Linked DNA regions of Homo sapiens: region 2 is linked to region 1. Evidence: chromatin loops called from intact Hi-C (ENCODE). Cell type or tissue: endothelial cell of umbilical vein. All regions are shown on one strand. Each heading gives the region's core, and the rest is flanking DNA. Links, peaks and the distances in the headings are about the cores only. Region 1 overlaps SRCIN1 (SRC kinase signaling inhibitor 1). Region 2 holds the start of ARHGAP23 (Rho GTPase activating protein 23).

Evidence for each region. A loop is a pair of places that touch in the nucleus more often than their neighbours do. Peaks named below come from ENCODE experiments on the same cell type or tissue, not always from the same donor. Only the 100,000 strongest peaks of a DNase experiment are listed, where the experiment ranks them.
Region 2: it touches region 1 in a loop (13-fold over the local background); 2 of 110 quality-filtered maps call a loop at or near these places.

What each region holds. Positions count from the first base shown.
Region 1 is chr17:38,529,106-38,544,290 of GRCh38, reverse strand. It overlaps SRCIN1 (SRC kinase signaling inhibitor 1), which reads left to right. Exons shown (of 19, transcript NM_025248.3): 18 at 322-468; 19 at 10,860-14,260. The coding sequence ends at 10,994. Among named protein-coding and RNA genes, the nearest start is that of SRCIN1, 69 kb to the left of the region's middle. In endothelial cell of umbilical vein, for the core only: a CTCF peak has its summit at 6,906 (motif pointing right); no DNase peak of the experiment used is centred there.
Region 2 is chr17:38,416,832-38,432,016 of GRCh38, reverse strand. It overlaps ARHGAP23 (Rho GTPase activating protein 23), which reads right to left and starts at 3,553. Exons shown (of 24, transcript NM_001199417.2): 1 at 3,469-3,553. The coding sequence starts at 3,531. RefSeq lists enhancers at 1,572-2,479, 2,480-3,389, 7,470-8,115, 9,702-10,630, 11,560-12,484 and 2 more. In endothelial cell of umbilical vein, for the core only: a CTCF peak has its summit at 8,184 (motif pointing left); DNase peaks (open chromatin) are centred at 2,916, 3,776, 5,996, 8,156 and 2 weaker places; H3K4me3 peaks cover 2,104 bases; H3K27ac peaks cover 4,788 bases.

The DNA of each region.
Region 1 (15,185 bases), core at 3,814-11,813:
GACCCTCACTTTAGCAGAGGCTCCCCAAGGAGGGCATCAGCTGCCCCTGAGCTACTCAAGGAAGCCACCGAAGAGCTCTCCCTCAAGAGCCGTTGGGAAACTGGCTTGGGCCCCACCCCTCTCCTGCAGGGAGACCATAAGTGGGGACTGAGAGGGTGGACCTGGGTTCTGGACTCGGGTGTGGAGCTAGAGAGGGGTCTCCAGGTCTCAAAGGGCCCCACTGAGGAGGTCCCAGCCCCGAGACCCCACCCAGTGCTAGGGTTCCTGTGTGATTCACCCCATGTGGACTCTGCAACTGCAACCCTGTTCCTCTTCCTGCAGAGTGGCGGAGGCAGTGTACCACCCATGAAGGTGGTGACTCCGGGGGCCTCTCGGCTGAAGGCGGCCCAGGGCCAGGCGGGCAGCCCCGACAAAAGCAAACATGGCAAGCAGAGGGCCGAGTACATGCGGATCCAGGCCCAGCAGCAGGTGAGGGCGGGGACTGTGGGGGCCACCCAGGCCCACTCTGCTGCATGCCGGGCCCCTGCCCCACTGGGCATCTCCTGCCCCTGCTCCCGTGACCAGCTTTCCCAACCTCTTCCCAGACAGACCTTCCCTGCCAGGACTGCCCCACCCACCCCCTGAACCGTCTTCTCCCTCCTCCTCCCGATCCCGGAGCTTTGGATCTAGATTAGCACATGAGTTCTCAACCAGGCACCTCCCCTCTCAGGAGTTCCCTCACTCAGACACAGAGAAGACTCTCCAGCTGCCACTGCTGGCTCCTGGAGGAGGGGCGAGCGAGCGAGTTTGTGACTCCAGCAGCCCCAACGCCTGGGTCCCTTCTCAGGCCTGGCCTACCCTGGGGTGCAGAAGGGGGATTTTGTGGCCCTCTGCTTCCTGCCACTCTGTTTCTCTCTCCGCTTCCCTCTCCCTCTTCCCAGGGCTCCGCCTGCTATTCAGGGCCCCACTCTCATCCTGGTCTCCCTCTTAGCTCTTAGGCCACCCCTAGCCAAGGGAGAAGCCAACTTTGCATCTGCTTTTCAGCCTTGTGTTTGGGTTTCAGTGGGGTCACCTCCCGTCTTTGCAAGGTTGGGTGGGGACAGGGCGAGGCACTTTGGCCCTCAGGAAGGGTAGGGGTGCAGCAGGAATTGCAGGGATGCCGCAATCTCTTTCAGGTCTAATGAGCAGGCGCGGAGGCTGTGTGGAGAGTGGACATACCTCACCTGTGGGTGTTTACTGCCCTTGTGGCCTGGTCAGAGGCTGCAGGGTGGCTCCTGGACCCAGATGTTGTGAGAGACCCTTAGTGCACTCGTTTGATTTAGTTAATATTTATGAGCAGCTCCTGTATGACAGGCCCATTCTGGGTGTGAGGGTGGGGGCTGTGATATGTCCAGATGCTCTCACTTAAAGAAGGTTCTAGACTCAGAGGCAAGACGTTAGAGAAGGTTCTAGACTCAGAGGCAAGAGGTTAGAGATGGGTGAGTCCATCTCTTTTTCAGATGAGGGGGCAGCTCAGAGGAGGAGAGGGGCTTCCCAAAGGTGCACAGCAAGGTGGCATCACAGCCAGGATCGGGACCTAGGAATCTTGGAACCCTTCCCTGCACTGGCCCTGGGACAGCCCTGGGCACCCAAGGCCCTGCCTCCCTACTGGCTCCCAGGAGAATTTCTCAAAAAGCAGCCCTCCAGCCCCCCGCAGCCTCTCCACAGCTCCCACCTGCCTCCTCATGGCCCCCAGACACCCTGCGAGCCCCACCTCCAGATCTTTTTCCTGCCACTGCCAGGGATGAGTTCCCCTTGTCCTGTCCGGGCTGGACCCTCCTGGGTGCCCAGCAGAGCAGCTGACACTGACAGAGCTTTCGCTGGGGCCAGGCATGCGCATTATCTCATCTCACACTCACCACACTGAGGAAGGTCTATTACCCCCATGTGACGGGGGCGGAAACTGAGGCTTAATCCAAGGCCACACGGCTAGCAAGTGGGGGGCAGGACACAAGTCCAGACTGCCTCCCTCCCCACCACAAAGTGCTTCAGCCTCTCCAGCAGCCCCTTCCCTCAGCTCTAATGATGTTGCACTGTTTCCCACCCTAGTCCCTCCCTCCCCAGAGCCCAGCTCCTCCGCTGTGGTGTCAGCCTCATGCCTTTATGGCCCAGCCTCCACCCCATCTCCGGGGTTGCCTGGGTCTCCAGTGACATCGAGATGGGCTCTTTTCACCCCCCTCCCCCACTGCTCTGCAGCATGTGGCCTTGTAGACCCCCCCCACACCTGCATAGGGCTGTGCAGACCCTCTGTTCCTCAGCATCCTCTCCCCAGCCTCCACCTGGAGCCTCTGGGCTCCTTTCTGGGTGACTCCCTCTATTTTTTGAGACGGAGTCTTGCTCTGTCTCCCAGGCTGGAGTCCAGTGGTGTGATCTCAGCTCACTGCAGCCTCCGCCTCCTGGGTTCAAGTGATTCTCGTGCCTCAGCCTCCCGAGCAGCTGAGACTACAGGCTAATTACCACACTGGCTAATTTTTGTATTTTTAGTAGAGACGGGGTTTCACCATGTTGGCCAGGCTGGTCTCAAACTCCTGAGCTCAGGTGATCCTCCCACCTCAGCCTCCCAAAGTGCTGGGATTACAGGCGTGAGCCATTGCACCCTGCCTGGGCGACTCTCCTTTGCCTGCCTCTTCCCTTCCTGTGCCCCACTCCTCAGCCTCTTCTCCTCACACCATGCCTTCCTCTCCTCAGGCACCAGGTGCACTGCTTAGTCCCTGCCCCCACCCAGGTCTCCATTCTGAGCTCCAGTCACCCACACACGCTTCCCCGGGCATCCCCAGGCTCCTCGAATGCGTGTGTCCAGACATAATGCTCCCCCGACCACGCTGCCCCAGCCGGTACGAGGCTGCCCCAGCTGCTGTCTCCCTCAGGAAGGGTCGCCCACCCCCAGCCTTCCCAAGCCCCTCCGTGCCCCTGTCTCACTTCCAGTGCTCCAGTAGCCTTTCTTATAAACATGGCTTCTTTCTTGTAAAGTAATAAATGTTTACAGTGGAAATTTTATTTTATTTTATTTTATTTTATTTTATTTTATTTTTTTGAGGCAGGGTCTCACACTGTCACCCGGGCTGGAGTGCAATGGTGCGATCCCAGCTCACTGCAACCTCTGCCTCCTGGGTTCAAGGGATTCTCCTGTCTCAGCCTCCCGAGTAGCTGGGATTACAGGCGCCCACCACCAAGCCTGGCTAAATTTTTGCATTTTTAGTAGAGATGGGGTTTCACCATATTGGCCAGACTGGTCTTGAACTCCTGACCTCGTGATCCACCCGCCTCAGCCTTCCAAACTGCTGGGATTACAGGTGTGAGCCACCGCCACCAGCCTCCCTGTGGAAATTTTCAACAGTAAAGTATAGAGAAGCAGGGGAAAACCATCGATGTCTCACTACCAACATGCACGGTCTTCTAAGATCTCCTTGTGACTTCTGTCACCTCTAACTGATTTCCCAAGACCTGGGGGTGGGGAGGGAACTTTGTAAAATGCAGATTTGATTGTCTCTGTGTGTGTCACACACACACACACACACACACACACACACACCCCTGCCAGCTTAAAATCCCTGCCCCGGCCCCTGGCAGATGATCAACCCAAATCCTTCATGTGCGGCCCAGGGCCCTTCACAGCAGCCTCAGCTCACCCTGCCCCTGCACCCACACCCTCGGTGTGCTCCAGCCATGCGGGTCACTGGTGGGACACGATCCACACTAGCTCAGCCTGTGGCCTTGGTCAAAGCCCTCTGTCTTCTCAGGCCCTTTCTTCGTCTGTACAATGGGGACAGAAGTATCCAGCCTGGTCCTGAGCTCACATAATGCCAGGTACAGGAGAGAGCTTGGAACACCACAGTGAGCTCTACGGTGGCCGGCGGGGGTGGGGATTGGGGGGGCGGTGCCCAAGGCCTCTCCTTCATCCAGTGAGTCCAAGCTGTCTTTGATAATGTTGAGATGGAGGGGACTAGAAGTGCTGGGATCAGGGACACAGAAATTGGGAGTAAGAAAGTTCTAAGATGGAGGTGCCTTGCAGCAGTGCCTGACCCCACAGAGTAGTCAGAGGAAGTGACTGAGGAGAAGCCCGTGAATGTTGTGCTTAAGATCCCAGGGAGGGACGGGAGCCAGGTTCCCAGGCGTGCAAGGATCAAGGCTTTGTGTAGACCTGAAGCTATGGACACCCCCTCTTCTATTAGGGCTAAGAAATTTGCTGAACAACTGCTTATCTTCTCAGATGGCTGAAATGAAGATACTTTTTTTTTTTTTTTTTTTTTTTGAGATGGAGTCTCGCTCTGTTGCTCAGGTTGGAGTCCAGTGGCGTGATCTCGGCTCACGGCAACCTCTGCCTCCCGGGTTCAAGCGATTCTCCTGCTTCAGCCTCCTGAGTAGCTGGGATTACAGGTGTGTGTCAACACGCCCGGCTAATTTTTGTATTTTCAGTAGAGGTGGGGTTTCACCATGTTGACCAGGCTGGTCTTGAACTCCTGACCTCAAGTGATCCGCCTGCCTCAGCCTCCCAAAGTGCTGGGAGCCATTGCGTCCGGCCCCAGATGAAGAGACTTTAATGAAAGGACGACACCAGAGGATTGAGGGAGAAAACAAGGGATGCCGAGGTACCCATGGACATCTCAGAGCAGGAGGCTGTGACTCCCTGGGGGAAGGGCAGTGGGGCAGGTGTTTAGCGAGTCCCGGAGGGCGGGAGCAGCAGAGCTGTGCTGTGGAGGGCACAGCTGCTGCCTGTGACACAGCTCCCAGGAGGGAGAGAGCAGGGAAGGAACTTCACCCCACCTACCTCTCTCTCACCCTGCCACAGACCCCACTGGCCAAACCCAACCAGAGTCCAGTCAGCAAAGGAGTGACCAGGATCAGCCTCTCAGGGTACAGAGCACGGCAGAAATTAGTTCTGGGAGGCCAGGGGCAGTGGCTCACGCCTGTAATCCCCACTTTGGGAGGCTAAGACAGGAGGATCACTCGAGGCCAGGAGTTCGAGACCAGCCTGGGCAACATACGTGAGCCCCCCCATAATTGGTTCCGGGGTATGGAGAGGCAAGTGAAAGACAGATAGCATACCTGTTAGGTACCAAGTTTACAACTTTATACCTTAAAGTAAATCTGTGTTGTCACAGCTGCATCCCCACAGCACCTAGAATAGTGCTTGGCATACGTAGGCACTCAGTAAATATTTGTTGAGTGAATGAGCGAATGAGTTTGCCACCAATCAGGCCCAATCCAGGTGGAAACAGCCAAAGCAAATCTGAAAGGTTAAAATGACAATCGCTATAATGGCTACCATTTGTTGCATGTGTACTGAGGGTGTTGGGCGCCGGGTCTTACACCCTGTTGGCATCATCTCGTCATGTGCATCTGGTGCTGTGGGGCCTGTTATCCGTTTGCAGGTGAGGACATGAAGGCACAGAGAGATATGCGATTAGGGTCACACGGTTAAAAAGTGGCAGAGCTGGGACTTAAACCCGAGTGTGCCTGCTACAAATTCTGCTGTCTTAGTGCTGGATTCTGTTGCCCTGCCAGGGAGCATAACCTCGTGGGTGTGAGCAAGCCTCGATGAGATCGCGCTTGTGACGAGAATTCTAGAAGGTGATACGTTAACAAAAAATGAAGGTCGAATAGATCAATAAAGCAACACTGGGCCTCACGTGTATCAGTGAGAATGCTTTCAGCTGCAAGGAACAGGAACCCTGATTCAAAATGGATAAACAATAAGGAAAGGTATCCTGTAACCAAGAAGGCTGGAAGCAGGGGGATTCCAGGGTTGGTGAATTTAGCAGCTTGAGGATATCAGGACCCAAGTTTCTTTGCATTTGGTCCCGCTGTCATTTTTATTATTTTATTATTATTATTATTATTTTTTTTTTTTTTTTTGAGACGGAGTCTCACTCTGTCACCCAGGCTGGAGTGCAGTGGCGCAACTTTGGCTCACTGCAACCTCCGCCTCCTGGGTTCAAGTGATTCTCCTGCCTCAGCCTCCCTAGTAGCTGGGATTACAGGTGCCCACAACCACGCCTGGCTAATTTTTGTATTTTCAGTAGAGACAGGGTTTCACCATGTTGGTCAGGCTGGTCTCGAACTCCTGACCTCGTGATTCGCCCACCTCAGCCTCCCAGTGCTGGGATTACAGGTGTGAGCCACCACACCCGGCCTATTTTATTTTTATTTTTATTTATTTATTTATTTATTTTGAGATGGACCCTCGCTCTGTCACCCAGGCTGGAGTGCAGTGGCACAATCTCAGGTCACTGCAACCTCTGCCTCCTGGGTTCAAGCAGTTCTCCTGCCTCAGCCTCCCGAGTAGCTGGGATTACAGGTGCCTGCCACTGCCCCCAGCTAATTTTTGTATTTTTAGTAAAGATGGGGTTTCACCATGTTGGCCAGGCTGGCCTTGAACTCCCGACCTTGTGATCCACCCACCTCAGCCTCCCAAAGTGCTGGGATTACAGGTGTGAACCACCGTGACTGGCCTTATTTTTTTTTCTTTCTTTTTTTTTTTTGACACGGAGTCTAGCTCTGTTGCCCAGGCTGGAGTGCAGTGGTGCGATCTCTGCTCACTGCAAGCTCTGCCTCCTGGGTTCACGCCATTCTCCTGCCTCACCCTCCTGATTAGCTGGGATTACAGGTGCCCGCCACCACGCCTGGCTCATTTTTCGTATTTTTAGTAGAGACAGGGTTTCACCCTGTTAGCCAGGATGGTCTCGATCTCCTGACCTCATGATCCGCCCGCCTCGGCCTCCCAAAGTGCTGGGATTACAGGCATGAGCCACAGAGCCCAGTCTTATTATTATTATTTTTGAGATAGGGTCTTACTCTGTCACCCAGGCAGTGGCATGATCTCTGCTCCCTGCAGCCTCAACCTCTCCAAGCTCAATCCATCCTCCCGCCTCAGCCTTCCAAGTAGCTGGACTGCAGGTGGCGCCATCAAGCCTCACTAATTTTTTGTATTTTTGATAGAGATGGGGTTTTGTCACATTGCCCAGGCTGGTCTCAAACTCCTGACCTCAGGTGATCCACCCACCTAAGCTTCCCAAAGTGCTGGGATTACAGGCATGAGCCACCAAGCCCGGCTTCACACAGCTGTTTTTATTTATTTATTTAATTTTTTTTTGAGATAGAGTCTCTCGCTCTGTCACCCAGGCTGGAGTGCAGTGGTGCGATCTCGGCTCACTGCAACCTCCACCTCCCTGATTCAAGCGATCTTCCTGCCTCAGCCTCCCAGGTAGCTGGGACTACAGGTGCACGCCACCACGCCTGGTTAATTTTTGTAATTTTTGGTAGAGTTGGCGTTTCACTGTGTTGGCCAGGCTGGTCTCAAACTCCTGGCCTCAAGTGATCTGACTGCCTAGGCCTCCCAAAGTGCTGGGATTACAGGCATGAGCCCGGCCTCACACAGCTGTTTTTAGAAGCTGGAGAATCTTTCCCAGAAGCCTCCAACAGACCACACCTCTTATCTCACTGCCCATTCCTAAATCAGTCACTGGCAAGGAGAAAGGAATTTCTCCAATTGCCATAGATTTTGTCATGATCCCCACATCCCCCACTCTGGGCTGGGGAAAGCCCAGCTTCTCCTGATGGTTCAATACCTGACCCAGGCAGGGCTTAGCAAGGAAGGAGGGCATGGGGGCTAGGGAGGGTGGCCCTGGGAATGGCCCTGGAGGTGGAGTCAGCGGGGTCTGTAGAGTCGAGAGGTTCCACACTTGTCTGGACATCTGGGCGTCAGAATGTGAAGGGCCTCGGGAACATGGACCTGGCGAGAGCAGGTGGCCGGCTCTGATCCCCAGGCAAGAGGGAGGTGTGCAGGGTGGTGCCCTCTGGGACCAGCTCAGTGCTCCATGCCTCCCCCAGCTGAAAGCTGGACATGTGTGAGGTTTCTGCCTTGCCACGAAGGTAACAAAGTTCTGCTTCTCTGGACATAATTGGAATCAGCAGGGGAGGATGATGGGTGAAAGGAAATGACAGGAACCTTCAGAGACAGCAGCTGTGTCACCTGAGAAGGGTTAGCAGCACAGGCTGGGGTCACCGGGCACAGCTGGACGTGCTCCCTCAACTTCAGGAGAGTGGATTGTGGATGGTGTGTCCAGAGTCTCCCGGGAGGGAAGATGACCCGAGAGGATTTTAGAAAGCACATGTTGCAGAAGTGGTCTCCATGAAGAAGCGGGACGGGGACGAGGCATCCCCATAAACTGGTGAAGCTGGATGTCTAAAGGTCTTGCACTGGCTGTTGGGGGGAGAAGGGGTACCTCAACTGGGTGAAGGCACATCACCTGCCTGAATACAGAAGCCAGGTGGTGGTGCCGGAAGACAAGTGTTCCCAAGACCAAAACTTGGAATAGAATGAGGCTCTTGAAAAATGCTGAAGGGGTAGGAGCAGAAAAAGCAGCTTTTACCTAGAAAGATCAGTTCAGAGGGAAAAGGACAACCGGGGAGAATCAGCACCTTGCCGGGGGACATGGTGAGGTGTGAAGAGACATCAGGGGGAACTGGGCAGTGCTTCCCTCTCACCTGGCTTTGGGGGAAAGAACTTTAAATGGGAAAGGCTAGAGCAGAGGAGAGGCAGGACTGAGCCCAAGGTAAGTGACACAGTGGTCAGAGAGCCTCTGGTTCCCGTTGGATGAGTTTGTCTCCAGGCCCAGGTACTGGGGGCACAGAGAGGGCAGGGGCCATGCCTGACACATGCTGAGGACTGCGTGAATCTGACGACCCTGTGGCTGGGCCCTGGACCCCCTAGAACTCCCTTGAGTAATGGATGAGCAGAGGAGAGGGGTTAGAAAACCCAAACAGGGCCAGGCGCGGTGGTTCACGCCTGTAATCCCAACACTTTGGGAGGCCGAGGTGGGCAGATCACCTGAGGTGGGGAGTTTGAGACCAACCTGACCAACGTGGAGAAACCTCGTCTTACTAAAAACACAAAATTAGCCGGGCGTGGTGGCGCATGCCTGTAATTCCAGCTACTCGGGAGGCTGAGGCAGGAGAATCGCTTGAACCCGGGAGGCGGAGGTTGCCGTGAGCCAAGATTGCGCCATTGTACTCCAGCCTGGACAACAAGAGCAAAAGTCCATCTCAAAAAAAAAAAAAAAAGAAAGAAAAAGAAAACCCAAATGGGGAATTTTCGCTTTAACTTAAATAAATAAATAACAAAACAAACAAACAAACAAAAAAACAGGGCCTCATTCTGTCACCCAGGCTGGAGTGCAGTGGTGCAGTCATGGCTCACTGCCACTTCCACCTCCTGAGCTCAGGCCATTCTCCCACCTCAGCCTCCAGAGAAGCTGGAACCACAGGCACACACCATCACACTCAGCTATTTAAAAAAAATTTTTTTTTTAGTAGAGACGAGGTCTCGCCATGTTACCCAGGCTGGTCTTGACTTCCTGGGCTCAAGCAATCCTGCCTCAGCCTCCTGAAGTGCTGGGATTACAGGTGTGAGCCACCACACCCGGCCCTTGTTTTGATTCTCATAAAAGGGAAATGTAGATGGCAAACTACACTGTAGTGAGCAAAACCCAGGTGAATCGTGGAACCAACCATCTGTGCACCTGTAAAGGAGAAATGGTGATTGCAGCCAGCGCTGGTTCTTTACTGTGAGCTGGGCAGGCTGCTGGAGACAGGGCTTGCTTTAGACTCTAGCTTCTCCTCTGCAAGGCATCTGAGAAAACTCCGTAGCAGCAGGGTGATAGTAGAGGGAAGTGAACGACCCTGCCCAGACCTAACCTCAGGGTGGTCTCTGGTGACTCGCCACAGCGCCCTGTCTTATCTTTTGGATCTTTTTTTAAATCTGGGTGATTCAGTTCTCACACTAGTAGCTAAGCAAGGCCAGGAGGGACAGTGGGTACAATTACAAGGAGAAACCTGGGTCTGTGTAGCCTTAATCCAGTGGATCTCAAAGGTAAGTGTGCAGCAGAGGCACCTGGGGCACCTGCTTAAAATGCACATTCATGAGCCCACACAAGAGATGGATTCTGGAGGGGAGCCCAGGAATCTGCATTCACGATGCATGCCAGAGGGTGGCCCCTGGAGGTGATGAGGTAATGCACGTAGCTCTCAAACCGCACTTTGGAGACCGCAGCTGCAGAGGAAAAGCCTCCAGGACCGGTGGAGTTGCGGGAGTCCACCGAAGGTGGGAGGAGGATGAGGGGTCAGTTCTGACCACTAGAACTGACCAGTGAGGGCAGGACAAGTCATGAGGGAGTAGCCTCCTGTTACCAACTGGGGCGACAAGTGCTTGCAGGGCATGCAGTGGGGCCTCCTGCACTGGGCGGGAGGCTGGTGCGGCAGCGCCTTCTTCTCAGATTTCCAGGTGGTGGTGGTGGTGGTGGTGGACGGGGTCTTTGAAGTGTTTATTCCCCCCTGGGAGGATAAGCCCCCTCCTCTGTTGCCACCAGGATGAAGCTGGAAGGGGCTCTGGCTGTACAGCGGGCCATTTGGGACTAGGAGCCTTTCCCCACCCTGACCCCCGTCCCCCGCAGGGCTTGTGCCCCTGTCCCAGCTAATGTTTCACTTCTTCCTCCCCTCCCCTGCCCTCCCCCACCCCCACCTCCCCATCTGCCCATCCTGGGCGCGGCCTCTTCTGTGCTTCTCTGGTCGCTCTGCTTCTCTCTCTGCTCTCAGTAACTATGGGCCTGCCCTCTGACCACCCAGGCCCTTTGTCCAACCTCGTGCCCCCTCCCCCCCCTTTTCTGCCCCCACCCCTCCACCATTCAAGGGACCCCTCTCTCCAGATGCCCCTCTGGCTTCTTCCTTTTGCAGTTAATTTCCTTGGATTTGTGGAGGTTTTCCACTTTTAAAACTTCAGCTGGGGGCCAGCATGGAGGCGCTCCCTTCCGCTCTCTGACCCCTGACCCCTGTTTTTGTTCCAGGCCACTAAACCATCTAAAGAGATGAGCGGGTCGAATGAGACCTCGAGCCCAGTCTCAGAAAAGCCCTCGGCTTCCAGAACCTCTATCCCTGTATTGACTTCCTTTGGGGCAAGGAATTCTTCCATCTCCTTCTAGAAGCCCCTCACCCCGCTGCCCCGCCTGTCCCCCTCCCTCACTCCTGCCATTTCTCCCCTCTCTTCCTTCATCTCCACCCCACCCCACCCTACTCTCCAGACGCCCTGAGGGGTGTGCCCTGAAGAGGAGGGTGCGGCCCTCCTCAGCGACCCCTACCCATCATCTGTTGGTGTTTTTGGTTTTGTTTTTTTTTTTTTTTTTAACAATTAACTTTTAATTATCTTTTTTTAAACAGTAAAACTAAAAACCAAACACACCACCTTCCTTGATCCCAGCTGGCCTCTCGCTGGCCGCACCTGTCACATCTCTCCTTCTTCTCTTTCACCACTCTTTCCCCCAGTCCATCCTGAAGCTCCTGCACCCCCTTCCCGCCTTCCCCTCACTTCCCAAGAATACTCCAAACAAACTCTGAACCACGGAGACTTGGAGCAGTGGGAGACCCCTCTCCCGTTTCTCGATACCTTCCTGGAGGAACGCGGGGACATCGGACCAACCCATACATCAAGCCAGAGAGCGGGGCTTAGGGAGACTGGCCTTGGAGATGCCCCACTCCCTGTCTAAGCTCCGACAAGACTGTGACTTCCTCTGTGGCTGCTCTGCCTCCTCCCACTCACACCCAAGTGGGCCTGGAGTAGAGACGGACAGGCTGGAGACGAGGCCGGAGTTTGAGAGGCCTCAGGGTGGGTGTGAGGCCATGGAGTCTGTATCCCTGGGGAGGCGCTGGCCTCCTGGGCCTTGCCGTCCAGTGGGGAGTGGAGGGCAGAGGCCCTTTGGTCTGCTGGCTGTGGAGGGTGGGTTGCACGGACAGCCGGATATCGGGGACACTGCCTTGGGAGAGGGCGGCCCGGACGGGTATTTGGTACTTTTAGTTTCCTGATTTAGCACTTTAAATGGCATTAACTTATTGAATGGGGATGGGGTGGGCAAGAGTGAGGGGCCTAGAAAACCAGGTTTTGTGGCTTGCAGTTGGGGGAAGGGTCTGGTTTGAGGGAAATGGGAGGGTCGAGAGGGGCTTGACGGGGAGCACTGAAGACACCTGGGACCCGCAGGTGGGGTGACTTGAACTTCAGTCATCCTCTTGGCAATTTGAGGGTTTTCCCAGGAAAGGATGAGACGTAGTTTTTCAATGGGGCTCTGGTGACCCTGGTGAGATGTCTGAAGGTCCCTGAGGCCTGACCATCCAGCCAGCGCCCCTGGCCTGTGGACGCCCTGCCTGCCCTGCAGAGGCGGTTGGCAGTGCCGCCTGGCTTTTGGCCGGGTCCTGGGGAGGCAGAGAGAGGCCAATTTTGGTTCTCACTCCTGGCCCCCCAGAGGGCACAGTGAGGAGCCGGTAGGGAGAGGATAGGAGAAGAGGAGGAGGAGGAGCGGGGTCCCCGGCCGCAGGATTCCCACTTGGAGCACAAAGTGAAGTAAGCACAGGGGAGGGGGACTAGAATCAGTCCCCCATAGCAAGCACAGAAAGGAGGAGCTGCGCAGAAGGCAGAGCCCCCCAGACCCTGGGGCCTGGCTGGGGAAGGTCCGCACCTGGGGAGAGCTGGGAGCTGTTGAAGGTTTGGGGGGAGGGGAAACGGGTTGTGTTTCTTCATTTCTTTTTTTGTTTTTGCCTTTGTTGGTTCATCCTTGTTTTCTAGCTTTGGATCATTTTTGTACCAAGGCGAGCAAGCCTTTTTGAAAAATAACAAAAGAGGAAAAAAAAAATCCCTCCTGGAAAAAAAAAAAAACCCTGGAAAATAGAAAAAAAAAAAAGGACCTCATAAATGATGCAATTACTTTTAATTGCAGGCAACTCTTTACATTTAAGTGAAGTGTCTTAACATTTTATATTGTTTTAAAAATATATTTACATATTATATATATAATATACGTAATATAAATATATATAAATATTTAAAAAAGAAAAAAAAAAGAAAACCACGGCACTCTCCCTGGCCACTGTTTTGGCGGGGGAGGGGGGCTGGGGGGCGGGCACGTCGGCCTGGCTTCTGTGGTCCCAGTGAAATGGTCTGGTTTGATTTGGCTGTACAGAGACCCCCTGACTTGGGAGGGGAGGGGGGAGTGGTGCCCCCTCCTCCCTCCACTCCATTACTCTCTGCTTGCTACTTCGCTTGCCCCCAGCTCCCACCCTCAGCCCTGTGACTGGAATGTGTGCCCCACCGTCATTGTCCTGAGTTGAATGTCCCTTTGTGGGGGAGGTGGGGGGGGCAGTGTCCATCCACGAAGGGGCAGAAGGAGGGAGCCACGTGCCCCGCCCCACCCGCTCGGGTGAAGCCCAGTGGGATTTGCATCTTTCTTTCTCTTTGGTTCCTGCACATTTATGGGCTGGGAGGCATCCGTGTGGAATTGCGTGCAGCCTGTGTGTGTGCTGGCACAAGCCCATGCACTGTGTGTGCAGACGCATGGGGCCTGCACCCACAGGCATGGCCGAGCACATGTGTGGGGGAAGGCGTGGGCACATAGGTGCATGTAACCTGTTTGGGCATTGGCACGTGCCTACCTGCATGTTAGCGTGAGAGGAGCTTTGTGTGTGAGAACATGTGTAATGTGTGTGCAGACATGCCGAGAGCCAGAGACTTGTGTGTGGGCCACGTACATGTGGATAGAGACGCATACATGGAGGTGCATGTAATCTGTGTCTCCGAGTGTGTGTGTGCAGGTATGTGTGCTGGTGCAGACCCAAGTGTGTGGGTGTGCCTCTGTGTGCGTGTGTTCCATCATCCCTGCACCACTGGCTCCAGATCCCTTCCTGAGCCCCCGTCCCCGCTGGCCCTCTCACAGCCTGCAGCACATCAGTGCCCCCAGCTGCATGCGCCTCGCTGCTCTGTCCATCAGTGTGTGCTTGACCAAGAGAAAACTAAGACGTCTCGGGGGACCCCTGTACCTGGTCCTCTCAGCCCCCGCCCACTGTGCTGTGTTACTCGCATGGGGGATTTCCTGCCCCTTCCACAATATGCTGTTTCCCCAGGAGCCTCAGGCCTGAGGCTCTGAGTGGGGTCCCCAGGGGGCCCCCCGGGGTGAGCCCCGGCTCCACACCCTGCCCCATCCACCCTGTAGGGCCCATGTTGGTGTAGCAGTGATGGCTTCTGTGGATATTCTGTGACCTCTGTCGGTGTAACTTGACAATTTCTAAATGGAAAAGGGTTGCTGTGTTTTCTCTGTCTCTCTTTTTTAATGTCCTTTTTTCTTCTCCCCCGCTCCCTGCTCTCTTTCCTTTTCAGTTTTTCTAGCCAAGTGTTTGGGGCTTTAATAAAACTTGTTTCTTTTTCCTCTCCTGGATCTCCTTCCTATAGGCTGATGTCTCATTATTTCTCTGCTTCACCCTGGAGGATCTGGAAGGTGCTGGGATGGGTGGGGTGGCAGGTGGGGAATCCCTGGCAGCCACTGGCCTTCAGCTGGCAGAGCATGAGGGGGAGGACAGAACAGGGCCCCTGGGATTAGCCAGGTGGGGTGGTGTACACCAGTAATCCCAGCTACTCGGGTGGCTGAGGCATGAGAATCGCTTGAACCCAGGAGGTGGAGGTTGCAGTGAGCCAAGATCGCACCACTGCGCTCCAGCCTGGATGACAGAGCGAGAACCTGTCTCAAAAAACAAAAACAAAACAAAAAAAACCAGTTCTCAGCTTGGCATTCCAGGAGGTGTCCTGCCTAACCCTCACAACCATCGGTGAGGTAGCTACCGGCACTACCTACTCAGGCAAGTGACAAAACTCAGAGATGTTGGGCATCTTACCCAGAGTCATACAACTGGTAGGTTGTAGACAAACCAGTAAGTTTGAATCCAGCTCTGCCTGACACCAAAGCCCACGGTTACCCTGAAACCAAGCAGGGCTGATGACCTCCAGTAGTCCCCTGAATTGGGTCTCAGCCTCCTGCCCTTTGAGTGAGATGACCCTTGGTGGGGGTCCACCCATCTTTTCTTTCTTTTCTTTTTTTTAGACGGGGTCTCCCTCTGTCACCCAGGCTGGAGTGCATGATTACAGCTCACTATAGCCTCAACTTCCCTGGGCTCAGGTAATTGTCCCATCTCAGCCTCCCAAGTAGCTGGGACTACAGGTGCCTGCCACCACACCTGGCTACATTTTTTTGTATTTTTTGTAGAGATGAGGTTTCGCCATGTTGCCCAGGCTGGTCTCGAACTCCTGAGCTCAAGTGATCTGCCCACCTCGGCCTTCCAAAGTGCTGGGATTACAGGCG
Region 2 (15,185 bases), core at 2,344-10,343, 110 kb after region 1:
CTGCTCTGTGCCAGGCTCTGTGCTGGCCACTGGGGACACAGAGATGAACAGGATACATTGTCCACTCATCCCTGCAGCTCCCTGCCCTCCCCTCTCCCTCTTGGAGCCCAGTCCATGAACCCTGCACTGAGGGGGGCCACGAAGGACAGAACCAACCACAGAGGGAAAGGCATGGCCTGGGAGCTGGGAGTCAGAAGATGGGTCCTTGTCTGCCGAGGCTGAGGGACCTTGGGCACTCCCCAGTCTGTTTCCCCACTGTAGCGTAACAGAGTTGGACACGATCACCCCTTTGGTCCTCACCCACTCTGACAGGTGGTAAATACACCCCAACCCAAAAGGGCTTTAAAATCTCCCCAAAGTCCAGCCCCAAGGCCATCTCAGCCTGATGTCCCACTGAGGCAATGGGGGAGGAGACACCCACCTGGCACAGATTGGTACTGCCCTGCTGACAAACTGGCACAATTTCACAAGAAACAGGGGGGCCTGGATCTGAAGGCGGGTTGTTTGAAGCGGGTGGAGGGTGCTAGGGGAAAGGCAGCACCAGCTCCCACAGGCCCTATTCATGTCTCTCTCCCGAGATGGTGAGAGCAGGATCATTAAAACCAGGCTTTGTCCAAATCCCTGACCAAGCCAATATCTTACCTTTGAACCCCTGCAGCCAACAGAGCAGGGCTTCATGCCCCTTTGGAAGGAAAACACCAGTGAACCGAGCCCTGGCCCAGTGCTATGGGCTAGCATGGGGCAGGGTGGGAAAGATTGGAGGAGTAAAGAAATAGAACAAAAGACAAGCAACTAAGCTGCAATCCAGCCAGAAGCTGACCTTGATCTTGGGCTGTGTAGAAAATGGACACGGATTTGGGGTGGGAGTGACAGCGGGACATAGCAGGTCCTGAGAAGCCAGATAGTGAGGGTGAGAGCCAGACTCTAGAGCCAGACTGCCACATTCCTACCCTGGCTCCACAGTGCACTGGGGGTGTGATTTGGGCTGCAATATTGGCTATGCCTCAGTGTCCTCAACTGTAAAATGGGGATAATAATGGTATCTACCTCTTAGTGGTATTGTGAGGATCAAATGAGGTAGTTTTTATAAATACTGGCCAGGAGTTTTTGCTGTCTGTGTATTAACTATGAGCTATACTGTGAAAGCAACTCCCCTTTCTTAAAAACACATTTTTTGTTTCCAGGCACCAGTGCTCATTTGAATATATTTGCTGGAATATTTGATATCTCCAATGACCATCTCCAGGTTTCTACATTGGAATCCAACTTCACAAGAATCCACTTGACCCACTATACTGGAGGAAACTTCCCTGCATGGCTAGCCTGGGATGCTGTGGGTCACAAGCCCCTCCCTAGAAGTTCTCCTGAGTATCTAACTGCAGTCCCTCACACTGTAACTTCTTCCATGCTGCTGCTTTGTAGTCTCTCTTTTAACCTTACACATCAAGAAGTCCTTCTGAGTATCCCTGCAATGTAGGATGAAGCAATCCACTACCCACTCCTGCACTGCTCTGCTCAGAACCAGCACCCTCCCTCACCCCCACTCCCATCCATGCCAAGAATGCTGCACTTCTTCCCCGTGAGCCAGGGTCAGCCCGAGGAGAGGGGCACAAGCACAGGGCCTCTTCCCCCCACCCAGTCCTTCTCTGCTTGGGCTGGGATCCACACAAGCCTGACCTATTCCCGTAGTCAGACACCTTCCTAACAGCTTTCCTCCCCAAGCTTCATCTTGTGCCCTGACTACCCTCAAGTGTCCTGGGTTCTTGCCTGGGCACTGTCACTACATAGGCTCAGACCCTCTCTGTGAAATGGGACACCAACACCTACCCTGCCCACTCCCATTCTTCCTGTTTATTATTATTGAGGCCTTTGAATCCAGCACTGAATGTAGAGGATTTACTGCTCCCATGGTTCCCAAGAAGAGGTCAGGTCCTCAGATGCAGGATCTTGGAATTCCCAGCCACCTTGGGGTGGACCCAACCACACTGTGGGCAAGTGGAAGAAGCCGCTGGGGCCGGGGGCCTTTGGGCTGCCTTTGGAGGCGAAATGACTGGTTATATAATCGAGATTCAAATCGCATGCCAAGGAGCACATGGCAGTGAGAGCTGTCACTTTGGGGAATGGGGTCTGTTGCCCTGGCAGAGGGGAGAACCACATGGGATCAAAAGCCACTCACCCCCAGCTAGGCCGCAGGGTTGGGGTGGAGACAGAGAGGGGTGCAGGGGATAGAGATGAAGTATGTGTTGCTGGTGGGGGATTGAATCCAAGGGACTCATGCTTGGATTCATGACCTCCACCCCCACCCCCCGTCCATCCTGAATTTCAAGTTCATAATTAGGAAACACACTTTGGCTGAAGGGAGTCGGGGAGAGATGCAGATTGAGGGAGAACTGAACACACATCCAGCAACCAAGGAACACACCAGTCTCCAAAAGAGTTGCAAGCACCAGATCCCACCTTCAACACTGCCGGGAAAGCTGGGGAGGAGGGTCCCCAAGTCTTTCAGCCCTGTCTAAAGAGGAACAGGCCTCAGCCCTGGCCTTGACCTCAACCTGGACCCCGGGGAATTTCTTTTCCGAGCTCAGGGAAACTGTTGGCCTGACAGTGTTCAACCCTTCAACTTAGGAGCAGGGAGGCCTGCTGGGGGGCTCCTGCAGGGCGGGCAGCCAGGCTCAGAGGTAAGGGAATGGCCCTGATGGGGGGATGGGGCTGGGAGGCCCCTGCTGGCCCCTCCCCAGCCTCAGCAGCTGGCAGATGAAAGAACCCAGGCAGAGCAGCCCAGCGCTGAGTAATGCCCCTGGCACCCCGCGCTCTGACCCACCCACAGCCGGTCGGAGAGGGCAGAGGGGAGGGCAGCCTCGCCGGCAGAGCCCGGGGTCCTGGGCCTGTGTCTAGAACTTCCCCAGGATCCAGGAGGGCGGCGGAACCGCGCCTGGCAACCCGTCCCGCAGTCCGACCCGGCAGGGGGCGAGTGTGGCGCGGGGAGGGGGTGTCCGGACGCCTTAGTGGAGGACGTCCCGCTCCGGGAACCCCCTCCCCCACCCCCTCTCCCTCCAGCTGTGCCGGGGCCTCGCCAACGGAAAACGAAAACTCGGGCAGAGGAAACGGCGGCAGGCGCCCCGCCTGAAAAACCCGAACAAAAGCCGCGGGCCTCCCGCCCCCGCTGCCCAGCCGCTGGGGGCCTGGCACCGCCACCTGGGTCTGTGCCCCCTGTCCTGACAGCCCCGTGCCCGTCCCGACCCCTTGCCTGCTTCCGTCCTTCCCACCCCTCTACCCCGGACAGCTCTTGCTCGGGCCCCCTCCCGGGCCTGCCACCAGCTGAATCTCCCCGCAGCGGTGCCCGCGGTGCCCGCGCCCACCGTGCGCCCCAGGCTGTGCAGGGCGAGCGGGGTCGCAGCGACCCTGGCTTGGCAGCCCGCTCCCCAGCAGCTACCGGCCCCGCCCACTTCCCTGGCCCAGCACCCTCACCTGTGGGGGCCGGGGCTCCGGGCGGGGCGGGATCCCGACCAGGCAGAAGGCGACTCCATTCATCGGGTGGCAGCGGCGGCTCTGCGGCCGGGGCACGGCTGGGGGCGCCGGCAGGGACCCGGGAGGGGCGGGGCCGGGGGCGGGGCCGAGCGCGGTGTGGGGGGGCCCCCCCCGGGGTCCGCCCCCTCGCCCCTCCCCCTTCCCACCACCCACCCCGCGCTCCCTTCTGGGTGCCCCGGCGGCCTCGCTCAAGGGCCACAGACCTGCAACCGGGCTGAGGCAGAGGCGAGCGCTGCCTGAGAGCTGGACGTCAGAGCCCAGCCTGGCGAAGAGAGGCGGTCTCCAGGAGACGCTTGCCCGGCCTCTAAGGGACCGGCCCAGATAGAGGGCCATCCAGGCCCAGGAAAGAGGACAAGGGCACCGAACCCAGAACTAGCACGGGGATAGGGAGGGAGGGAGAGGGAAGCAAAGAGAAACAGCCAGCCAGAGATGGTCAGAAACAGAGATCCAGAGACCCAGAAAGCATGAGAAAGGCAGAGACAAGATAGAGACAGCGCAGAGAGAGGCAGAGAAAGTCAGAAACAAAGATGAGGAGACCCAGGATCAGAAAGGGGGGAAGACAGAAAAAGGCTTAGAGGCCCCCTTCCCTTTAGAGACCCCTAGACATTGAGACACAAGGGAAGATTTAGTGCAGGGGGTGGGGAGACGGGGTGCCCCTCAGTGTAGGGTAAGCCCCTCCCAGCCAGAGTCTCAGCCCAGGATCCCAGAGAGGAGGGGGAGTCGAGCATAGAAGAGAGGCTGGCAGGTGCCCCAGCCCTTCGGACCCCCACCCAGCCAGTCCTGGGGCTCAGGCCATGGGGCCAGCCCACAGTCCTGCTCTGCAGTGAACAGCAGTGACAGCAGAGGCTCCCAATCACCAGCACCCCACAGCCACCCTTCCTGGCTTCACTCTGAGCTGGGCCTAAAGAGATGCCCTGGTCCTGAGCCAGCTTCTTTCCTTGTCCCCCAGAAGGACCCCCTCCAGCCCATCCCCTGACAGTCCAGGGAGGGACAGTCCTTCTGTCTTTCTTTTCCTTTTTTTTTTTTCGGCAGGGTCTCACTCTGTCACCCATGCTGGAGTACAGTGGCACAATCTAGGCTCACTGAAACCTCTGCCCCCAGGTTCAAGTGATCCTCCCACCTCAGCCTCCCCAGGTAGCTGGGACTACAGGCCCATGCCACACCGCCCACCTAACTTTTGTACTTTGGTAGAGATGAGGTTTCACCAGGATGGCCAGGCTGGTCTCAAACTCCTGACCTCAAGTGATATTCGCCTGCCTCAGCCTCCCAAAGTGCTGGGATTATAGGCGTGAGCCACCATGCCTGGCCTTGTCCTTCATTATTAGAAAATAGCTAGAAAATTCTTTCTACTATCTAACTCCCATTCTTCCTGCTTCTTACTTCCTCCAGCTTATGCTTACCTCTTTCCCATGACTTTTTCAGTTTAAGGGGCTTCCATATTCCTTTTCCCAGATTATGTAGAAAAGAAGGCGGAGGATAAAATAGGACTTGGAGAGAGGAGGCAGTGAAAGCGGGAAGGCCAGCTCTGCCTGCTGGAGTCACCACCTTCCTTGGGCAAGGAGACCCCTGAGAGCCGAGCAGCCCCAAGACCTCCACCCCTTTAACCTTGATCAGGGTTGGGAACTCAGGTCTTAGAGGGGTTGGGGTGCCCCAGACAACAATTAGGCCATCCCTACTCCTGTGAACCTGAGGAATGAGATACTGACTGGGGTTTAGCTCATATGCTTTATTTAATGTATTTTAAATCCCCTGGCAGTCAAGAGAAAGGGATTCTGTTTCATAATAATGGAGGGGCAGTTAAATGACTCCTCTCCCTTCCTCATCCCTTTTTATCAAGGTCATGTGCAGCCAGAATTAGCCTCCACTTCTGGAAAGTCCTTCCTGCTGTCTAACTGTAATCTGTCATACTGCCTGGATTTTTTTTTTTTTTTTTTTTTTGAGATGGAGTTTCACTCTTTTTGCCCAGGCTGGAGTGCAATGGTGCCATCTTGGCTCACTGCAACCTCTGCTTCCCAGATTCAAGCTATTCTTCTGCCTCAGCCTCCCAAGTAGCTGGGATTACAGGCGCCTACCACCACACCTGGCTAATTTTTTAATTTTTTGTATTTTTAGTAGAGACAGGGTTTCATCATGTTGGCCAGGATGGTCTCGATCTCTTGACCTCGTAATCCACCCTCCTCGGCCTCCTAAAGTGCTGGGATTACAGGCATGAGCCACCGCGCCTGGCCTACTGCTTGGATTTTCTTGCTTAACTTTCCACCAGGTCCCTGTTCCTGTCTCTTTCTGCCCTGTAGCTCCAGTGGTCCAATGCTTGTTGCCACCTTGGCTCAGAGGTCCTTTCCTCCCAGGATAAAGGGTTGTCTCTGTGAGGGAGAAAGGTTGGCATCTGAAATCAGACTGAACTGAGGCCATGGGGGAGGAGGGAGGGTGGTGGCCGTGGGGTGCCCCTGGCTCACTTTTTCCAGAGCCTGATGCCCTCAGACCCCGCAGGAGGGGGTGAGAGGAAATGAGCTCACACTGACCGGCAGGCGAATTCCTCCCTCCACAATGCACTGCACAGCCTCCCCCACCCGCTCCCACTTCCCAGAAAGTGCGGCTCTCTCCCCACCCTGCCGCCCTTCCCACCTCTTCCTGCACCTTGACCTGCACCCCCACCCTGTCCCAGCCCACCTCATCTATCTTCTTTAGCTGCTCTTCCTCCTCACCTTCCTCTCCATCCGGGCTCCCCTTCCTCTCTCGACACTCTGGGTCTCACTCCATGCATCCTGCCATCCGCCCCAGCACCCACTGTATTCCTGTACCCTATTTTTTTGGGGTTTGGAGCCATAGAGCCCAACATGGGGAGAGTCTCCCTGGTTGAGGACCCTCCTCATACTCCCCCTCTTTCCAAACTCCTTCCCCAGCCCAATCACCATCCTTCATTCACAAGGTCTACTATGTGAGGGGGTAGAGGAGAGGAGGGGGTGGGGTAGGTTGGCCCTGGGAATACAGAGGTGAGGCCTAGATCCTTCCCTTGAGGGGCCTGGGTCTCCTCCAGTTGTGACTCTATAAAGAACTCCCAGCACAGGAGCACATTCGGCTGGAGAAGCAGAGGAGGCTTCCCCAGGAGGTGCCTTGAGCTTCTTGGGCTTCCTGGATGGGGCAGGGGAGAGTGGGAATAGGGAAAAAGGCACTCCAGGGAGAGTGATGCTCAGGGCGAACCAGGGAGGCAGGAGAGAGAGCAGGCTCCGGCATCGGCATCGTGGCTGGAGCCAAGTGGAGGGTGCCTATGGGCAGGAAGCATGGAGGGATGAGGAAGGAAACACAGGCGGGGGTGTGACGCTGGAGGGGCTGCCCAGAGGCGCTTCCGTGCTAGCCTGGTTTGGGGCAGGGAGCTGAAGCAGCGATGTGCCATGGCCACCGTGGCACATAACGGGAACAGGAATGGAGGGCGGCAAGCAAAGTGATTCTAGGAGAAAGGTACCAAAGCAAGGGGCAGGGGCAACAAACAACAGAGGCTCTGGGATTTGGTGAGCAGGAGGAAGGAAATGGAAGAGTGCAGGGCAAGGCCAAGGCCTGGAATATCAGGTTGTCTAGGGTGTTCACAGAGAGAGGGGACAAGCCAGGCACGAAGTCCTTTGTATGTGAGATCCCAGTTAAGCCTCACAAAGGCCTGTGAAATAGATCTCAATCCTCATTCTATGGATAAGGAAAATGAGGCCCAGAGAACTCAAGTATCTTACCCAAGGCCACACAGGATTTGAACCCAGGCATTTGGGCTCCAGGGTCTATACACTTAACCCGCAGGCTGTGAGGCTGGTGGAATGGTGACAGGCTGCTTAAACCGTGGGTCCATCTTCTGAAAGAGAGGCTTGAGCTAGAGACTCTGGTAGTCCCTGAGACCAGGGGTGTGGTTCAGATTCTCCAGGGAGAGTGAAGAGTGAGAGGAACCCTGGCTTGGGGGTAGGCAGAGAAGGAGGAGGCAACAAGGACTGGGAGGAAGCAGGCAGCCAGAGAAGGTGGCACTGTGTGGGGCAGAGACAACAGCCTCGGGGGCCAGTGGGTGTGGGGGTCAGACTGTGCAGGGAGGAGGGGCCCCAGGGAGGAGGGAGTCGAATCTGCCCACTGAGCATTAACAGGAAGGGACAGGCGACAGGCAGGCAGCACAGGTGGGTGTGGACAAGGCAGGTGTCTGTTTGGGTGGGGAAGACTTCAGCAGGCTGTTGGGTTGAGGAGCAGGTGCCAAGGAGAGACAGCCGGAGGGGACGCAAGGAGGGCGTGATGAGCGGACTGGAGGAAAAGTATCTGGAGGGTGGGGCTCCAGAGGAGGAACCCAGGTTTATGATGTCCTCAAAGGAGCCCTGAATCAAGAATCTGAAGACCTGGGTTCAAATTCGTGCTGCACCCTCCCTGCGCCCCAGCCCCCAGTAGCTGTATGACTTTTGAGAACAAGTATATTCTCAGAACCTCAGTTTCACCCTCTGTAAGATGAAAACGATAAGGCCTTCTCGGCCTGCCTCTGATTTGAGGCTCACATTTGACAAAGAATCTGAAAAACTCTGTGAGCTGAAAAGGAAAAACCATAATGTATGAAAGGTGGGTTATGGGGCACGGGCACCTACACCTGGCCCCAGCTCAGGCCCTTCCACCAAAGGAGAAAGAGCATCCCCTGGTGGAGAAGGATGGCAGGGCAGGACTAAAGGGGACAGCGGTTCTTGCACTTTTATGGCTTCAGCCCCCAGGTCCTCTACTTGTCCCCCACAGGCAACACCCCCACCACAGTTTGTATCTCCAAAGCGAGAGGGGCCCCATTTAATCAAGTCAAAAGACATTTATTGGCCAGGCGCGGTGGCTCACATCTGTAATCCCAGCACTCTGGGAGGCTGAGGAGGGCAGATCACTTGAGGTCAGGAGTTCGAGACCAGCCTGGCCAACATGGTGAAATCCCATCTCTACTAAAAATACAAAAACTTAGCCAGGCGTGGTGGTGTGCGCCTGTAATCCCAGCTACTCAGGAGGCTGAGGCAGGAGAATTGCTTGAACTGGGGAGATGGAGGTTACACTGAGCTGCGATCATGCCACTGCACTCTTGCCTGGGCGATAGAATGAGACTCTGTTTCAAAAAAAAAAACAAAAAGCAAAACAAAAAATTAGCCAGGCATGGTGGCACGTGCCTGTAGTCTCAGCTACTTGGGAGGCTGAAGCAGGAGAATCGCTTGAACCCAGGAGTCAGAGGCTGCAGTGAGTCGAGATCATGCCGCGGCACTCCAGCCTGGGTGACAGAGCAGAACATCGTCTCAAAAAAAAAAAAAAATTATTGAGCACCTAGTACATGCAAACTGCTGTGTTGGGTGGTAGGGAGGGAACCGTCCCCATATTCCACGGAGGGCAACAAACACAGCAAAGGGTGCCTGGGATGGTGCTGAGATTGTGGTGCAAGCACAGTGTTGAGCAAAACAAGAAGGAGCCTCCAGTGACTAGGGGAGGAAGAAGGGGTCTTGGGAGGCAGGCAGGGTTTGTCCTAGACCTCAAAGCCCTCTACTAGCAAACGTCAGAGAAAGGAGGGAGAGGGTGGGGCACAGGCGCTGGCCACAGCCCCAGACATCCCATAGAGTGAACCTCACTGACCATATTTAATGATGGAGGGTGGGGCAATGGTCCACTCAAGATGATGCCAGTTCCCACTCATCCCTGGTGTCAGGTCTCCCAGGAATCCTGTGAGAAGAATCCCACCTGAACACCCCTTGGGGAGGGAGGCTGAAGACCCATGGCCAGGCTGGGGCCAAAGAGCTCTGGTAATCTGCCAAGCAGCTGGGGCCTACGCAGAAAACCTCTGGACAGCTGGCTACGGCGGGAGCGAGAGGCTGCATCTTGTCTGAGCTGGCAGCAGGGTAAGCTGGCAGCAGGGTAAGCAAGCCACACCCAGCGAGGCCCCATGTCAGGTCAGGAGGTGGCCGACAGAAAATCCACCCCTGCCACTCTGAACTGGCCATCTTTAGGGAAACTACGTTTGGGAAACCCAGCCCAGCAGGCTTTTCACTGTGTGACACCCTGTCAGGGAAGGCCGGTGGCACGGACCCTGTGTATGAGTGAGTGTGCGCGAGGCTCAAAGATGCCTTACAAAAACCATGCCGTCACTCAGCAGGGGCTTGCAAACACCAAGACGGAGAGGAAAGGAATTAAAATACGTTGAGCACCCACTATGTGCCAAGCTCTTTATAAACATTATTTCATTTAGTCCCCATGACAACACTGTAAGGTGGGTATTATTAGCCCCGCTATGTAAATGAGGAAACAGACACAGAGAGGCTAAGTAGCTTGTCCAAGATCTCCCAGCTAGGATTCAGGATTCTAGCCGAAGTCTGATGTTGCTCTTTCTATCGAATGATCCCTCTGGGAGGGGTCAGGCCAGGGAGTTCATTCCAGCTCAGGATGCTAAATTCTACAGTTCTACATAGGGCTTTTCAATTCTTCCTGCTTCTGTTCCAGGCTCCCAGCCCCTGCCCAGCCCCACCTGGTCCCCACACATCACTGCACATGGGACCCATCCTCCTCCCTGTCTCCATTTTGCCCTTCTGGAAGGGAAGAAGGAGAGGAGCAAAGAGGAAAGAAGGGGAACATAGAGGAAGGGAAGAGAGAGGAAGCAAAGGGGAAGGGATTAGAGAGGAGGCTCCCACCTCCCCGTCGAAGCTCTGGAAATCCCCCTGCAGCTGCTCCCCTCTCCTCTGTCTGGCCCTGAGCCAGCCCTGGGTGGGAGTGTTGGGAGTCAGATGAGGAGAAAAGAGGGGCGGGACTGACCACAGTGGGGCAAGCCCCTCAGTCCTGGCACTCACCCCACCCAGCAGTTCCAGCCCCCGTGAGAGATTCCAGGCATGCTCCCCTTTAAGGAAGCCCTCCATGCCAAAATCCACACATACCAAACAGACACATCGGCGGCTCACGCACTATAAAAGGATTCTTTGCTTTACAAGAGGGCTCAGCACATGGGAAACTTAAAATAGGAGCTTCCCCTGGTGCAATGAAAGAAGCTCTGATTTCAGACGCACTCCATACACACCACGCTTCCGGTGCATCCAGAAAGCCGGGCGTTAACCACATCAGCCTAGGCACCTCGGAGAGTGTGCCGATCATCAGAGTCCATGTCTGTGGGGAGGGACCTCACAGTCCAGGGGACAGGCTGAGCTGCTGTGCTTGGCAGAGGTGTCCTAGGACATCCAGAAAGGACCAAGAAGCCACCACTTGGCATAGCTGGCAGAGATTTCACAGCAGCCCAGACAGGATGAATGTCCAAGGCTTCCCAATGATTCTGTAATGGAGCCAAGGGCAGAAGCCCAATGTCCTGACTCCCCTTGATGTTTCTCCTCCCAGGGGAGGGTACAGGGGAGCAGGCTGTGGTCTGTCCTCTGGGAAAGGGGAAGCGGCTGATCCCCAGAACAGTTACGGAGGGCTGATGAAGGCCAATGATGGGCAGATGGGCTACTTGGAGGAACAACTCAGGCTGAGCTGCAGGCCCAGTGAGATGCATTTAGGATTCTCTAGACAGGAAGCAGTAGTGGCCCCTAGCCCTGCCCCTCTTTTAAAAAAAAATCCAGGTGAAATTCACGTAACGTAAAATTAGCCATTTTACAGTGAGCAATTCAGTGGCATTTACTACTCTTCCCTCCCTCCCCGCCCTACCACTATTTTTGTGTTCAGTCAGTAATGACAATAGCAGCCAGGCCTGCTGCTCTGGGGAGCTGCCATTGGCCATTTAAATTAATGCCCAAGATGCCAAACAGGCCTGGAAACTGGACCAGCCACAGCCCCGCCCCAGACTCACACCCAGCCCAGGGAGGATGCCCAGAGCACTTTATGCCTCCCAGTGCCCCTCTCCAACCCCCCAGAACTTAGGGTCACCCCTTCCACGGACTCCACCTCCCCCGACTCCTCACCCTCCACTCCTCCTCACCCCTCTCCTCACCACCATCACAGGCCACCCACAAGCCCTCTGCCAGAGTGATAGGGGGCCTGTGCTCAGCCTGGAGGGGAGGGTCTCAGAGCCAGGGCCCCCAGCCACTGCTTTAGGCAGAACAGCCCCAAAGAACTTGGGCCAGGAAAAGAAGGGAGTTAGGGCGGCTGAGCACTGAAAGGTGTGTCCCAAATAGAAAACCTATCCCGCCTCTCCAGACCCCACCTGAGACCTCACCCCAAGTGGGGGTTGGGAAGGGAGTAAGGCAACCCCTGGAGCAGCCCCCTCGCTCTGCCCCCCATCAGGCTGCTGGCTTCTCTTAGATCAGGGGGCTGCAAGTCAGGATACAGCCCCTTGCTCACTGAAGGGGACTGGTCCAGCCTGTCTGGGATTTGCTGAGCTCCGTGCAGGGAATGAGAACTCTGACCAGAGGGGGTCTTCATCCCCGCCCACTGAGCCCAGCCCACACTCAGTGTATTCTGATGGAGCCTGTGTGAAAGGAAGGCAGCACCCCCCTCCCAAAACCTGGCTGGGGCTGCAGCTCTGCCTTTGGGGTGCATTTGGAGAAAGCCTCTTAGCCCACCCCATCTTTTCACTGACATGAAATGGTGGCAGCAGCTGCTGCAGCTGCTGTGACTGGGAAAGGAGGGGAGCCGGGCTGGAAGAAACCCCTTGATGTGTAGGGGGAGGGGACCGGCGTATCTTGAGGTCCCACCAGGAGGGACTGGGGGTCAACGAACCAGTAGTCATATGGCACAGAGCCCACCCACTCCTTCATTCTGCAGAGTCTGTAGCCTCCTTGGGCCTGGGTTCAGGGAGCAGGGGCTGTACCCTTACCAAGTGGGGATGGGGGTTTCTCCGTGTGGGTGATCTCTTTCTGGAAAGGGGGTGGGGAGAGAGGTGCCCTCTGCACACGCCTTCCTAGGTGTCAGTGATAAGGGAGTACTCGTGTGTGTGTGTGTGTGTGTGTGTGTGTGTGTGAGCTCTGTGTCACATCAGTCCCATCCCTCCCCCAGAGCCCCCGCTCCGCCCGGAGCTCCAATGCCCCAACCCCTCCCTCGGTGGCGGCCCTCGGCGCTCGGCGCGCCCACCTCGCCGGGTCACAACGCCCGCAGCTCTCTCTCCCCTCTCGGCCGCGCACCCACGCCCGGCGCCCGCTCACCTGCTCCATGCTGGGCCCTGCTATGCCGTCCTCGCCGCGCCGGCCCCGGGGGGCGCAGGGGGAGGCGGCCCCTCCATGCGCCCTGTCCGGGCAGCTGCACCCGGCGACCGCCAAGCGCAAGTAGCGGCTGGTGTCAGCGCTCGAGCCCCCTCCCCGCACCGCCCCGCCCCGCCGGCCCCGCCCCTCCGCCCGCCCCCTCCCCTCCTCACCCCGCCCGGCCCGTGGCAGCACCGCGCACCGGCGAGCACACGCGCTCACAGGCAACCGCACAATCGCACGCACGCACGTGGGGGCACACACACTCGAACACACACACAACGCGCACCCGACCCTCGCACATCCCTGGCTAGCCCGCTCCGGCACCCCCTGTTCTGCCCGTCCTGGGGGCGCTGCTAGGGGAGAGGAGACCCCTGCAAGCGAAGCCGCTTTCCTCATTCCTGAGGCTCATCGGAGTCGGAAGGACCCTACTCTCATGCTACAGGGGCCAGAGAGTGGCTTGCCAGCGGTCTCACCGCACCTTGGCAACAGAGCTGATCCCAGTTGATCCCAGACCAACTGCCTCCCAAGCTGACGACCCGCTGCAGGGGGTGACTGACAGCAGGCCAGAGACACCCAGAGCACTGGGACTCAGGGAGACACTGTGCCACCCCCACCTCGAGATCGCTGTGGGAACAGGGAGCTGTTGCCGACGTCCAGCCTATAGTTGAAGGTGTTCTGAGGCCCTTGGCTGGGTGTGGGAAAAAGAGATGGGGATTCCTGTTGCCCACCCAGTGAGCCATGTTCCTGGCACTTGCCAAGCAGGAGGAGGGGGCTGATCTGTTTATCCACTCCCAGAGAAGGGGGATCTGAACCCCCAGATACTACTGGAGAACATAATGTGTGGGCAGCGGGGCCGCCCACTCTGGTGAAGACCAAGGAGATGGCAAAAAGACACCTTCGCTCTCTGACACCCTCCATCAGGTGTGGCTCCTGACCACCCACTGCCCTCTGTTCTGCATCTGACAGGGCAGGACAAACTGAGAGGGGCATCACATAAATGGTCATGTGAGAGGTGGGCACGCTGCCCTGGGCAGGGGTACGCAATCCCCAGTGGACAAGGGTGGAAATTAACCTGCCCCGAGGTGGGCGGTGGGGTGGAGGCATTGGTTTACAGGCACTGGCTGCCCACACCCCCTGGGCCAATGCCCAGGCTGGCATGAAGGTGGCTTCACCACTTCTCACTGAGCCCTGGCCTCTTTGTTAGGCACCAGAGGATGAGGGAGAGGGGGTGGGAAGCTGAGATGGGGAGAGTTAAGATCCTCAGTGGCTCAGACAAAGGGGGCTTTATAGGCTGGGTGTGGGGGGCATGTTGGGGGCAGGGAGACAGGAATGTGGGCCAGGGAGGCCCTGAGCTCCGGGCAGCCCATTTTGGGGCTGAAGTTGGACTCCCCCAGCCTCCCATGCTGTGGCCCTGCAGGGTATTTGCTGCTTTGCTCCTGGGACTACAGCCAGGAGTACCCGGAGCCCTCATCCTTGGCCTCCCCTGGTGGCAATCTGGTGGGCACTGCCCACGCACTCCCAGTTTTCCCTGACCAGCTGGCTGCCGCCTCTCTTGGCTTCCCCGCCAGTGCCCTCCCAGCGGCCTTGTGGCTCCTGTCTGCTACTCAAGGACCCTGCTGGCTGCCTGGGGAGGGAGGGACAGACTTGGGTGGGGTCACAAGGCTATGAGGTCAATGGGGCCCTTTGTCCCTTCAGACGGAGTCTGTCTTGAGCTAAAGAGACTGGAGACAGAGAAGAGTGTCAGCCAGCAAGCCTGCCCCTCGCCCTGAGCCGCACTCTCCCGGGCTGTGGTGTAGCAGGGCCCTGGCTGTGGAAGCCAGGCTCCATTCTCTCCAGTTGGTTTCCCTCAGGTTCTCTTTCAGTGCTGAGGAAGTGAGAACAAGAAGGTGGTGGCGGCGGTAGCCACCCATGCTGGGCCTTCAAATAGCTGTTGCTTGGCCAGGCCTAGGGTCTGGTGTTGGGCTTTGCAAGATCAGGGACTGTCTGTCCTCAGAGATGCTAATCTGGCTCTCAGGAGTAAACTCCTACTAGCCAAAGTCATGGTGGCTAGATTGCTAAACCCAATGCTATCTTATCAACACACCTTGAACACTGCAGGAAGATTCACAAGCAGAGTTCCTGAATAAGGAAGGGATAGTACCACCCACAGTCTCTGTGCCAGCCTGCAGGGTCCACAAGTGCAGTCCCCCAGTCCTCCCTCCTCCCTGGCAGGCTGGATCCCCCAGTGCTTCTCTTCTTCTACATCCCACAGGGACCAGAACCTTCAGCAACAATGTTGCCTCAGAGGTACAGCAGTGTGGAGAGGGGCAGGGCTCATTTGATATGAGCCCAGGCTGGAGTGCAGTGGTGCAATCACCACTTACTGCTGCCTCCACCTCCCAGGCTCAAATGATCCTCCCACCTCAGCCTGAGCAGCAGGGACTACAAGTGCATGCCACCATGCCTGGCTAATTTTTTATTTTTTTAGAGACGGGGTCTCAGTATGTAGCCCAGGCTTCCATGGATATTTGTTATTTATTCTATCTCTTT